3 separate regions of the Homo sapiens genome follow, and all the other regions are linked to region 1. The links are chromatin contacts, found by Hi-C or POLR2A ChIA-PET in ENCODE. All regions are on one chromosome and are shown on one strand. Each heading gives the region's core, a stretch centred on a gene start or an enhancer-like site at or near the end of the contact. The rest is flanking DNA. Distances are from core to core; before and after follow the strand shown.

Region 1 (3,449 bases), core at 597-3,096:
TAAGGCAATAGAGAACCAATTCCACAGGCCCTGAGGGTGGGCTCTTATCTCCTGTTTCTAGGATGAGGGACACCCCTAGACCATAGAGTGATACTTCATTCATCCATTCATTCACATGCATTTATTGAGCACTTACCTTGTAACATGTACTTGTGAAGGAGCAGAGAGTGTTTGGGGACTCATAACTGATGGAAATTTAAAAATAAGTTTAGGAGATGATATCTTTCAGAAAATCTTTAGCTCTTTACTTTCTGATATATTATCTTTTGACCACTGGGCTGAATACTAATATATTAATCTTCCCTTATCCAAGGGACATCCATCTCAAGACCCCCAGTGGATGCCTGAAACCGTGGATGGTACTGAACCTGACTGCCATCAGTCGGAGCCTGTTTCTCTTCATGTTTTCTACCCACAAATTTAATTTACTTTGAGGCCATTATAGAGTAAAACAAGGGCAACTTGAACACAAGCACTGCGATACCTTGGCAGTCGTTCCAATAAGAAGATGACGGGTAGCACAGACAGCTTGAATATGCTGGACAAAGGGATGAGTCACGTCTTGGGTGAAACAGAGTGGGATGGCACAAGATTTCATCACACTACTCAGAGTGTTGGACAATTTATTTATTTTTTAAATTTTGATTTCAATTTATTTATTTTTTGAGACAGTGTCTCACTCTGTCACCCAGGCTGGAGTGCAGTGATGTGATCTCAGCTCACTGCAACCTCCACCTCGCACCTCTTGGGCTCAAGCGATTCTCCTGCCTCAGTCTCCCCAGTAGCTGGGACTATAGGCATGTGCTACCACACCCGGCTAATTTTTGTAGTTTTAGTAGAGACAGGGTTTCACCATGTTGGCCAGGCTGGTCTCGAGCTCCTGACCTCAGGTGATCCACCTGCCTCAGCCTCCCAAAATGCTGGGATTACAGGCATGAACCACCGCGCCCGGCTACGATTTAAAGCTTAGGAATTATTTTTGGAATTTTCTTTCTCTCTTTTTTTTTTTTTTTTTTTTTTTGTTTTTTGAGACGGAGGCTTGCTCTGTCCCCTAGGCTGGAGTGCAGTGGCGCAATCTTGGCTCACTGCAACCTCCGCCTCCCGGGTTCAAGCAATTCTCCTGCCTCAGCCTCCCGAGTAGCTGGGACTATAGATGCGTGCCACCACGCCTGGCTAAATTTTTTGTATTTTCAGTAGAGATGGGATTTCACCGTGTTATCCAGGATGGTCTCGATCTCCTGACTTCGTGATCCGCCCACCTCAGCCTCCCAAAGTGCTGGGATTACAGGCATGAGCCACTGCGCCTGGCCCATTTCTGGAATTTTCTATTTAATATATTCAGACGGTGGTTGACCATGGGTGGTTGAAACTGTGGAAAGAAAAACTATGGGTAAGGGAGACTTCTGTACAAAGAACCTGTCCATGAAAGGAAGAAGAAATTCAAGGATATTTTTACTTGTGAACTTTATTTGTACCCAATTAGCCATCAAATTCAATGAACAAATAGCTTTTGCAGGTTCAGTAAAGGGCTGAAAGAGTTAATAGAAAAGAAATACAATAGGGTGTTTACTGGCAGAATTTAGGCCAATAATAACATAAGGTTTTTAAATCTCTAGCCTTGCTCTTAGTTTCTCAGCAACTTCCCCACCCTCATCTCCTCATCTTCTGCTGCTGGAGGGTCTCAGAGTTCTAAACAGGTATCTGGTTTCACTGTAAAACTAATTTCCTTCCTGAGCCATTCATGTCTCCTCCTGAACTGTCTCTCTAGCATACCACAAAAGCTCTCTGCTTTTCTTGTTTGCTTTTCTTGTTGCCAGCAGGAAAACATAGAGTCGCCTCCTTGGCTGTTTCTGCTCTAAGAACAGTAGATACCACATACTTCCCTGGTGAAGCCCCATTGGTGCTTTCGCAACTCTAGCAAATAAGTCCCCTGCAGGAATTCTGTGAGCTTGAGTCTTGGAGGAGATAGAGAACTGAGGCTCGGCTTACAAACCTGTTTGGAAGGAAGGGCAGGTCCCAAAGAAAAACAGGAAGAAGGTTACATTTGGTGGCAAGAAAGCTTTCAAGGTCAAGATTTCCTGCACAAATGAAGATTTTGGATGGAATTGTGTATACTAGAAGACTTTTACCTAAAATCATAGGGTTATTTGGAGTGTCTTGGAGGAAGCTGATGGAGATTATGGGATTGCTAAAGCCTCCTTCCACCGGCCACCTCGTGGTACTATCACTGCTCTCACAACTTTAGAGGGGTCCAGTCTCATCAAGCCAAAATCCTTCTCAGACAGTTTTAACTCTTGTTATGTCTACTGACTGACTTCTTCTGAGGCCTGACTCAGAGGGTGGTTACCATGAAAACCTTCAGTTGTTCTAGACATTTATTACACTGGCATCCTTTTAGCTTCCTTAGAACAAATTAGTCATGAAACTCCAGACTGAGATTAGTTCAACACTGTTACACACGTAGTATGTACCAACTGTCTTGGTCTTTTTTAAAAAATTAGTTCGGTTACAAGTGCCAAAAACCCAACTTGAACTAGCAGGGATAGGAAGTGGACGTTATTGACTCATGGAATCCAAGGAAAGGCAGAAAAACTAAACCATGGAAAGGGCAGGGATGCAGCAGAAACAATGAAATCAAGAACTCTGACACTGGCAGGATCTCTTCCTCTGTTCTCTGCCTCTTGTCTGCTTCTTTCTATGCTGGCTTTATTCCCATTTACTAGAGCTGGTTTTTCCTTCTCAGGTGGGCAGCATGGCCTATGGCAACGTCTAAGTTTTATATCTTACAACTTTGAGAGAGATGAGGGAGGAGGAGGAAGACTGATTCTATTCCTAAATGCCAGTTCAGAAAGTTCCAGGGATTGGCTGGCTTTCACCAATCAACTTTGGCAGACCAATCAAGTGTGACCAGTGGAGGGGGTGATACAATACCAACCTGGTCATAGGACCCACCACTGTGTGCACAGAGGAGGGTTCTTAAAGAAGAGGGAATCATTGTGGGCTGGGCAGCTACCCCAGGAGCTGTTAGCTACACTATCACTGTAAGCCTAGCTGGAATCTGATCATTCCTACTTTGCCTCTCTTGACCAAGATCCAGGGTCATAATCAAAATATAATTCTTTTTTTTTTTAATTGTTATGCGAAAGAGCTTCATTTATTTGTTTAGTTTTCTGACTTTGTGCTGGTGTGTTCAATACTTTTTCTTTTCCTGAATAAGGAAGGCACGCTTGGTTCTGTCACAGACACATTTAGTACACATAGAACAACCACAGGCCTTGCTGACATGGATTTTTTTTTGAGACAGAGTCTTGCTCTGTTGCCCAGGCTGGAGTGCAGTGGCACGATCTCAGCTCCCTGCAACCTCTGCATCCTGGGGTCAAAGGATTCTTGTGCCTCAGCCTCCCAAGTAGCTGGAATTACAGGCATACACCACCAGCCCGGTTAATTTT
Region 2 (3,449 bases), core at 398-2,897, 220 kb before region 1:
CCATTCGGAAGCAGGTGACACACCCCTTCAGAAGGTGCCCTGGGTTGCCGAGTGTCAGAATATACTCAGGACTCCAGAGGTGTCACACGTGGAACTGACAGGAGACCCGCCACCGTGGAGGCAGGGGGCAAGAAACTCAAGAACGCATCAAGAGCACCAGCCCTGGGCCAGGGAAGACAGGCTCTTCCTGCAGTTTCTCGTGGACACTGCTGGCTTGCGGGCAGTCGGTCTCCAGGGTACCTGTTGTCTCTTTTCCGATGTAATAACTACTTTGACCTTACACTATATGTTGCTAGTAGTTTATTGAGCTTTGTATATTTGGACAGTTTCATATAGGGCTTAGAGATTTTAAGGACATGATAAATGAACTTTTCTGTCCCATGTGAAGTGGTAGTGCGGTGCCTTTCCCCCAGATCATGCTTTAATTCTTTCTTTTCTGTAGAAACCAACAGTTTCCATTTATGTCAATGCTAAATCCAAAGTCACTTCAGAGTTTGTTTTCCACCATGTGGGAATCAGCATTCTTAATTTCGTTAAAGTTTTGACTTGTAATGAAATGTTCAAGTATTACAGCAATATTCAAAGAAAGAACCACAGATGTGTTAACCATTTAAGCAGATCATCTGCCAAACATTATATTACTAATAAAACTTAACCAACACTTACAATTCAGTCATCAAAGTAAGTAAAAATTAGATGCTACAGCTAGCTAACTGTATCCCTAGAAATGATGAATAATTTGCCATTTGGACAGTTAACATCCAGGTGTTACAAAGTCAGTGTTAATTCTAAAGATGATCATTTCTGCCCTTTAGAATGGCTTGTCCCATCAGCAGATGAATGTGTTAAGCACAAAGCATCTTCCTTAAAGCACAAAGAGAGGGACTAACTGATGCTGCATCTAGAAAACACCTTTAAGTTGCCTTTCCTCTTTGTAGTTAGCGTTCAGGCAGGTGACGTGTGGAAAGTCTAGGGGGTTCCATTCTGGCCATGCGAGCCCAGCTCCTACCAACGTCGGTAACTTGAGCAGTCCCTGTTGCTGGCCAGAGACTGCCTGGTCGCCAGCGCTCACCATGGGTGCCAGGATGCTTCGCAGAGGCACTGTGCTCACGGTTGGACTTGGTGTCAGTGGGAAAGGGCAGTGTGGGGACTGTCATTTTTGTGATTTAATAACACACAGTGAAAATCCAGGAAGAATGAATTAAGCTTCTTCTGGGAGTTGTTTATTCCTGCTCGTGCTTAAGATTGATGATTTCGTGAAATAAAGAACATCATTTCATTTAAGAGATCATTTCATTAAGATCTCTAATCTGTTTTGAGTCTTTACAAAATAGCCAGTTATAAAATGGGGCTTGATTTGTTTAGACTGAAGGAAGACGTTTTCCCAAAATATACTACAGAAGTGCTACAATATTTGCGATATTAAAATGCCTGCAGATTGAAAATGGGGGCCACTCATTTCAGAACTGCAGGAATGGTGTAGTTACAGATCGACATAAACTCCTGCCCCCCAACAATGCCATGAGCTGCTTAGCCCAGGAGACCTGGGAGCTATGGCAGGACGGTTAGGCCAGCCGATGAGGGACTGCAGAGAGGCTACTGGAAGGTTAAGGACCCAGAGAGAAATCGAGAGGTGCCCTACAGCAGCCAGGCCTATCAGGATCCGTCACACACGGCAGCGGCGTGGACACCGGCCTGATGCAGAGCGTGACCCCTCCTGCTGGGACCTGTGTTGTAAGCTCCTATTTGCTTATCTTGTTTATTTCAAGCAGAAATCAATAAATTCCATAACCCTCTGTATTGACTGCAATGTAAGCTGCTGAGGAGACTGGTTCTGTTGGTCAGTCAGGTGTTTGCTCAGCCCTGTCTGATCACCTGTGCTGCTCTGTCCCTAACTAGTGACCCATGGAAGCTTCCAAGCAGTTTTCTCTTCATCACTACTAACAAACAAAACACTAAGAAGGCTTAGTATCGCTCTTTTTCTGCGGGGCTACTCTGAAGTACTGACTTGCTTTCCAGTCTGATTCACGTTAGCAGTGTGTACACTACTGTATCATCATCAGCTTCATCACCCTGTAAACCAGGCTCCTCTGAAGAGACTTTGGTGAGATGAACGTGAGGTAAAAATTTCGTTCGGCAAAAAGTGCAATATGTGTGGTACTTTATTTTTTATGTTCTTTTTTTAAATCTGGGGTATTAGTCTGTGCTTTGGGAGAAATGCACTAGCTCTGCAATTCCCAGCTGGGCAAGTGTGTCTCTAGTATCTCCACGCAACTGATACACTGGTCCCTGTAAGGCAAACAGCATGTTAGCCCGACAGGAAGAGGGGGCCCACTTTCACATTCCCGGTGACACTGACCGTCCCCAGCTGCCCCCTCGCCACCTCTGCCTGCACTGCCTTCTGTCACCGTGGGAAAAGGAGGCTGATGGTTCTCTACACCATCCACCTTGAGAATCCCTGCGTGGGAGAGCATCAGGGCCCACCAGGGGAGTGGGGATGGGGCTCAGGGGCTGTTCATGCCCATCTGAGCAAACCCCTTCTCTCTTCCATCCACTTTTGCCTCCTAGGAAAGAAAAAGTCAGTGGCCCTTTCTTCCTCAGATATCAAGAACTCCCAAGTGTTTAAACCGTATGCTGGAGTCAGTGGTTGGGACAGACAGGAGCCCAAGACTGAAGCCAGCCCTTGCCTCTTGTGTCCCTTCCCAACTCTGGTGCTGGAGTAATGGGGTGCTCTGCATTTTGATGGGGAGCAAGGGGGGACCCCCCCTGTAGGAGTATCGGCCTCTCCCCTGCCCCCTACCCTCTCTCGTGGACCAAAGTCTCCAGCAGAAGAGACTCATCATAAGACTGACGACTCCCCCACCTCCACCCACACACCGAGTGTCATCAGTCCTAAAGGCAGGGAAACGCTCACAGAATTCTGCCCACGGGTTAGATGTGGGGAGAAGGATATTCTCAGCTCCAGAGTGATTAGGTGATCAGCCAGAAACTAAGGCAAGGTGACAAGCAGCAGCCTGGAGTCACAGTTGGTCCCAGGCGTGTGGGCACTAAGCAGCCTCTGGAGACATGCGGGCAGTTGAGGATGCAAGGACACAGTGAGTGAGTGGCGCTCCTTTTTGGGGTCCTCCAGCCTCTAGTCAAGCCCCAGGTTCGTAAATATGTTTGTATTACATTTTAAAACCTGTATCAACAGTCACATTTAAGCTCCCTATTGGTTTAAAGAAAATTCATACTCCAGGTAACTTTTTCCCATTCGACCTCCTATAGAGACAATATGCAGTGTGTCATTTCACAGTCTCAGTCCCTGTGAACAGTGGCTGACACCGGTGCCAGGGCTGACCTGCTACACTCAAACTCCTAAACTGGGCTGCCTCTAACTGCCTCCTGGGAAGCCACCCGAGCCACTCGGTCTCTTTGTGCCTAAACATGAAAGGTGAAAATTGGAGAAC
Region 3 (3,449 bases), core at 556-3,055, 180 kb after region 1:
ATTTTAACCGAAACACACTCAGCATCTCACCTAAACACGATCAATATGGGCCTCTATTGTATCTTTTTCCAAGGTAATATGATCCTGACAATATTCTCTGGAAAAATTTCACTCATAGACTAACCCATATTTTTGTTTTTCCTCATTCCCACCCTCAAAGGTAATATGAATGCAAATAAAATTTAAAAGAACCTCCCATGGAGAGGAGACATTGCCATTTTCCATGAGGTACAGAAGCCCACGTTTCTGAGTTGGTGGACACAGTGGCACAAGTAGGAAGTTTTAGTTTTGAGGGTTCCTTTCTTCTCCCTCTTCACGTCAATGTACTTTGGTTGTCTAAAATGCGTTGAAAGCCTTATTTTCTGTACTTTATGTCTCTCACAATGTCATCTAAAAACATTAATTGGCATTACAACATTAATCTTGCTTTTACATAATTTTAAAAAAATTAATTATTTTTTTTTCTTTTGAGACAGGGTCTTGCTCTGTTGCCCAGGCTGGAATGCAGTGGCACAATCACAGCTCACTGCAGCCTCGACCTCCGGGGCTCAAGCCATCCTCCCACCTCAGCTTCCCAAGTAACGAGACTACAGGTGTACACCACCATGCCCGTCTAATTTTTTTTTTTTTTTTTTTTGTAGAGATGGGCTTTCACCATGCTGTGTCGGCCATTACCCAACTCCTGGGCTTAAGTGATCCACCTGCCTCAGCCTCCCAAAGTGCTGGGATTACAAGCCTGAGCCACCGCGCCCAGCTGTTAATCGTGACTTAATACATGTGCATCTTCCCCTGTTTCCTGTGTTTGCTTTCATAAGTCCACTGCTCCTGCTGTGAAGATGGGTACATTCATCTGTCATAGCTTAATGACACCACCTTAAAATTTGCAGATGGGTTCATATACATCTTATTATTCACTCACTCATATATTAAAAAATATTTAAGTATCTACTATGTACCAGGCACTGTGCTGGGTCCTGGGGATACAGAGATGAAAAAGATACCAGGAGGCTGGGCGTGGTGGCTCACGCCTGTAATCCCAGTACTTTGGGAGGCCAAGGTGAGTGGATCACTTGAGGTCAGGAGTTCGCGACCAGCCTGGCCAACAGGCTGATGGTGAAACTCCATCTCTACTAAAAATACAAAAACTAGCCGGGCGTAGTGGTGCATGCCTGTAGTCCCAGCTACTTGGGAGGCTGAGGCAGGAGAATCGCTTGAACCTGGGGGAGTGGAGGTTGCAGTGAGCCAAGATCGTGCTTGGGCGACAGAGCAAGACTCTGTCTCAAAAAAAAAAAAAAAAAAAAAGACACCAGAAGCTCACAGACTTGATGGACAGGCACATAAGCCAATAAAATGTGTTCAAAGCAAACTTCTGATAATGGCTTGGTTTCTAAAGAGACTTTTTTTAAAAAACTGGGAAGTCAGGATATTGACTAATGGACACTGGAATTTTGTTCATTTGACAGTTTTATTGTGTGTGTGTGTGTGTGTGTGTGTGTGCATAAAAAATGAATACATTTATATTTTGGCTTATGTCCTATGTCTTAAGAGCATGGCTAGCACTTAATCTTTAATACGGGTAACTGGACAAATGTAAGGTTGTGACCCTTAAACTTGAACCCCATATGCATTCCCCCCTGGCGATCACACCAAGGCTCAGACAAGCAGGGCAGTCTGGTCTGGTCCGTCGACTGTCCTCTTTCTCCTTCTCAACATATAGAACATCCCATTGGTCACAAATGCTGGATAAATGAAGGATTGCAAAAGCTCAAACTTTTTTCTTTTTTGCTTGCATTGATGTTGTAATTAACACATAGGAGCTGAGCTTTTTCCTGTGCTGACTTGTAATTTTGGCATCGTTCAAACTGGAAACGGGTTCTAATGGTATCAGTGTTATTTCCTGGGCAATAAATATCTAAAATAGAGAAGTGAGTCATAGGCCCAATGAAACTTATGAACCAAGATTAGTCACGCGGATAGTGGAGCTGCTTAACATCAATATAACTTTCTCTTCAGGTCGTTTCCCACAAAATTGGGTGGAAAAACCCACTCCTATTGCTCAGTTGGGCAGTTGCAACGATGAGCTAAATCAATTGTACTCTGGCAGTACTGTAGTAATAGCTGTAGTTTAAAAAATCACGGTAGTTAATCCACTTTGTTTCAAACTCTTCTATATGCTTTAAAAGGTATGAATTGGCAGGGCGCGGTGGCTCACGCTTGTAATCCCAGCACTTTGGGAGGCCGAGGTGGGCGGATCATGAGGTCAGGAGATTGAGACCACGGTGAAACCCCGTCTCTAATAAAAATACAAAAAAAAAAAAAATTAGCCGGGCGTGATGGCATGCGCCTGTAGTCCCAGCTACTAGGGAGGCTGAGGCAGGAGAATGGCATGAACACAGGAGGCGGAGCTTGCAGTGAGCCGAGATCTCGCCACTGCCCTCCAGCCTGGGCGACAGAGCGAGACTCCGTCTCAAAAACCAAAAACCAAACCAAACCAACCCCCCCCCCAAAAAAAACCAGAAAACAAAAAGGTATGAATTATTAGGGATATAATATCCAATTAAGAAGAAAGATGTTAAAAAATGACTCAGAACTATGGCAAAAACTATTCTATTTTGGAGGTGTTTTGAAATTAATTTTAATTTATGGGTGTTTTGGAATGAAGCAGTCCTGTCCTCTCAAAAAGCAAACAAACAAACAAAAGGGCATTGTGATTTTGATTGCTTTAGAATGTCAGTAGGACTAGTTAGTCAAAGTCTATTTCTAAAACATACCTCCTTTTCGTCATTGCAAAGGAGAAGTACACTTTACTTTCAAGGCTGACTTTGGGCATTGAGAACACAGAAAGATGATTTCCTACATTCTTAGCTAATTAATTTTAAGTGTAGCTGGAAGCCTGGTGAGGCAGAACTTAAAGAAGATGCTACTTCTTGACTTTTAAGCAGAGGCAGCAAATCACTTACAGTAAAAATTACTCAAGGAAATCACTCAATTGGCTTTTTTTGCTATGGAATTGTGACTTTTTTCCTATAATGCCCTAGGGAAAGAATATAACTGTACCTCCCTTCCTTCCAATTTCTTCAATGTCCATAGCTTTAAAGAAGAGGTCAAAATTTTGTATAAAGGACTCAAGAACCTCTCGAAAGGACAAGCTCTAAGAGTCCAATCTCTTACCACTCTCAGCGTCAAGGTTAGGGCACCTTCATTGGAAGGAAACTGCACGGTCCAGTTCTAGACTTGGGGGCAGATAAGGCCAGGAGTTCCAGTTTCCTGCCATAAAATTACCACAATGGCTGGAGATGAAACCAGCTTGACGGCCCCTGCACTGGCGAAGGCAGCAGGAGAAGGGCACAGCTTTTGGCATGTGAAATGGCTGGTGCTGGAAGCTGGCCTTACCCAGCTGTCTTGGGGCAGACTTACCTCCTGAGAAAGTAACTATGTCCACAGAGCTG

Evidence for each region. Hi-C counts contacts between places; a loop is a spot of excess contacts on that map. ChIA-PET counts read pairs that join two places held with the same protein, here RNA polymerase II (POLR2A). Pooled maps may share reads with other maps.
Region 2: POLR2A ChIA-PET joins it to region 1 with 12 read pairs in A673. The contact joins two enhancer-like sites. POLR2A ChIA-PET finds 5 or more read pairs at or near these places in 2 of 52 experiments (A673 and activated CD4-positive, alpha-beta T cell).
Region 3: a map of endothelial cell of umbilical vein shows a loop between it and region 1 (10-fold over the local background). The contact joins two enhancer-like sites. A Hi-C loop is called at or near these places in 1 of 168 maps with a recorded cell type or tissue (endothelial cell of umbilical vein) and 3 of 50 pooled maps. POLR2A ChIA-PET finds 5 or more read pairs at or near these places in 2 of 52 experiments (GM12878 and naive thymus-derived CD8-positive, alpha-beta T cell).

Annotation. Positions count from the first base shown.
Region 1 is chr11:111,942,490-111,945,938 of GRCh38, forward strand. The region is part of intron 1 of DIXDC1 (DIX domain containing 1); the gene reads left to right. Among named protein-coding and RNA genes, the nearest start is that of DIXDC1, 6.9 kb to the left of the region's middle. Within about 2 kb of position 1,847, at least 6 of the 41 ENCODE cell types and tissues checked have a DNase peak (open chromatin) inside an H3K27ac peak, as active enhancers do; they include endothelial cell of umbilical vein, where a contact is called at or near this core.
Region 2 is chr11:111,724,769-111,728,217 of GRCh38, forward strand. SIK2 (salt inducible kinase 2) reads left to right here. Exons shown (of 15, transcript NM_015191.3): 15 at 1-3,449. It also overlaps a transcript of PPP2R1B not described here. Among named protein-coding and RNA genes, the nearest start is that of PPP2R1B, 40 kb to the right of the region's middle. Within about 2 kb of position 1,648, at least 6 of the 41 ENCODE cell types and tissues checked have a DNase peak (open chromatin) inside an H3K27ac peak, as active enhancers do.
Region 3 is chr11:112,118,651-112,122,099 of GRCh38, forward strand. No RefSeq gene overlaps it. Among named protein-coding and RNA genes, the nearest start is that of SDHD, 34 kb to the left of the region's middle. Within about 2 kb of position 1,806, at least 8 of the 41 ENCODE cell types and tissues checked have a DNase peak (open chromatin) inside an H3K27ac peak, as active enhancers do; they include endothelial cell of umbilical vein, where a contact is called at or near this core.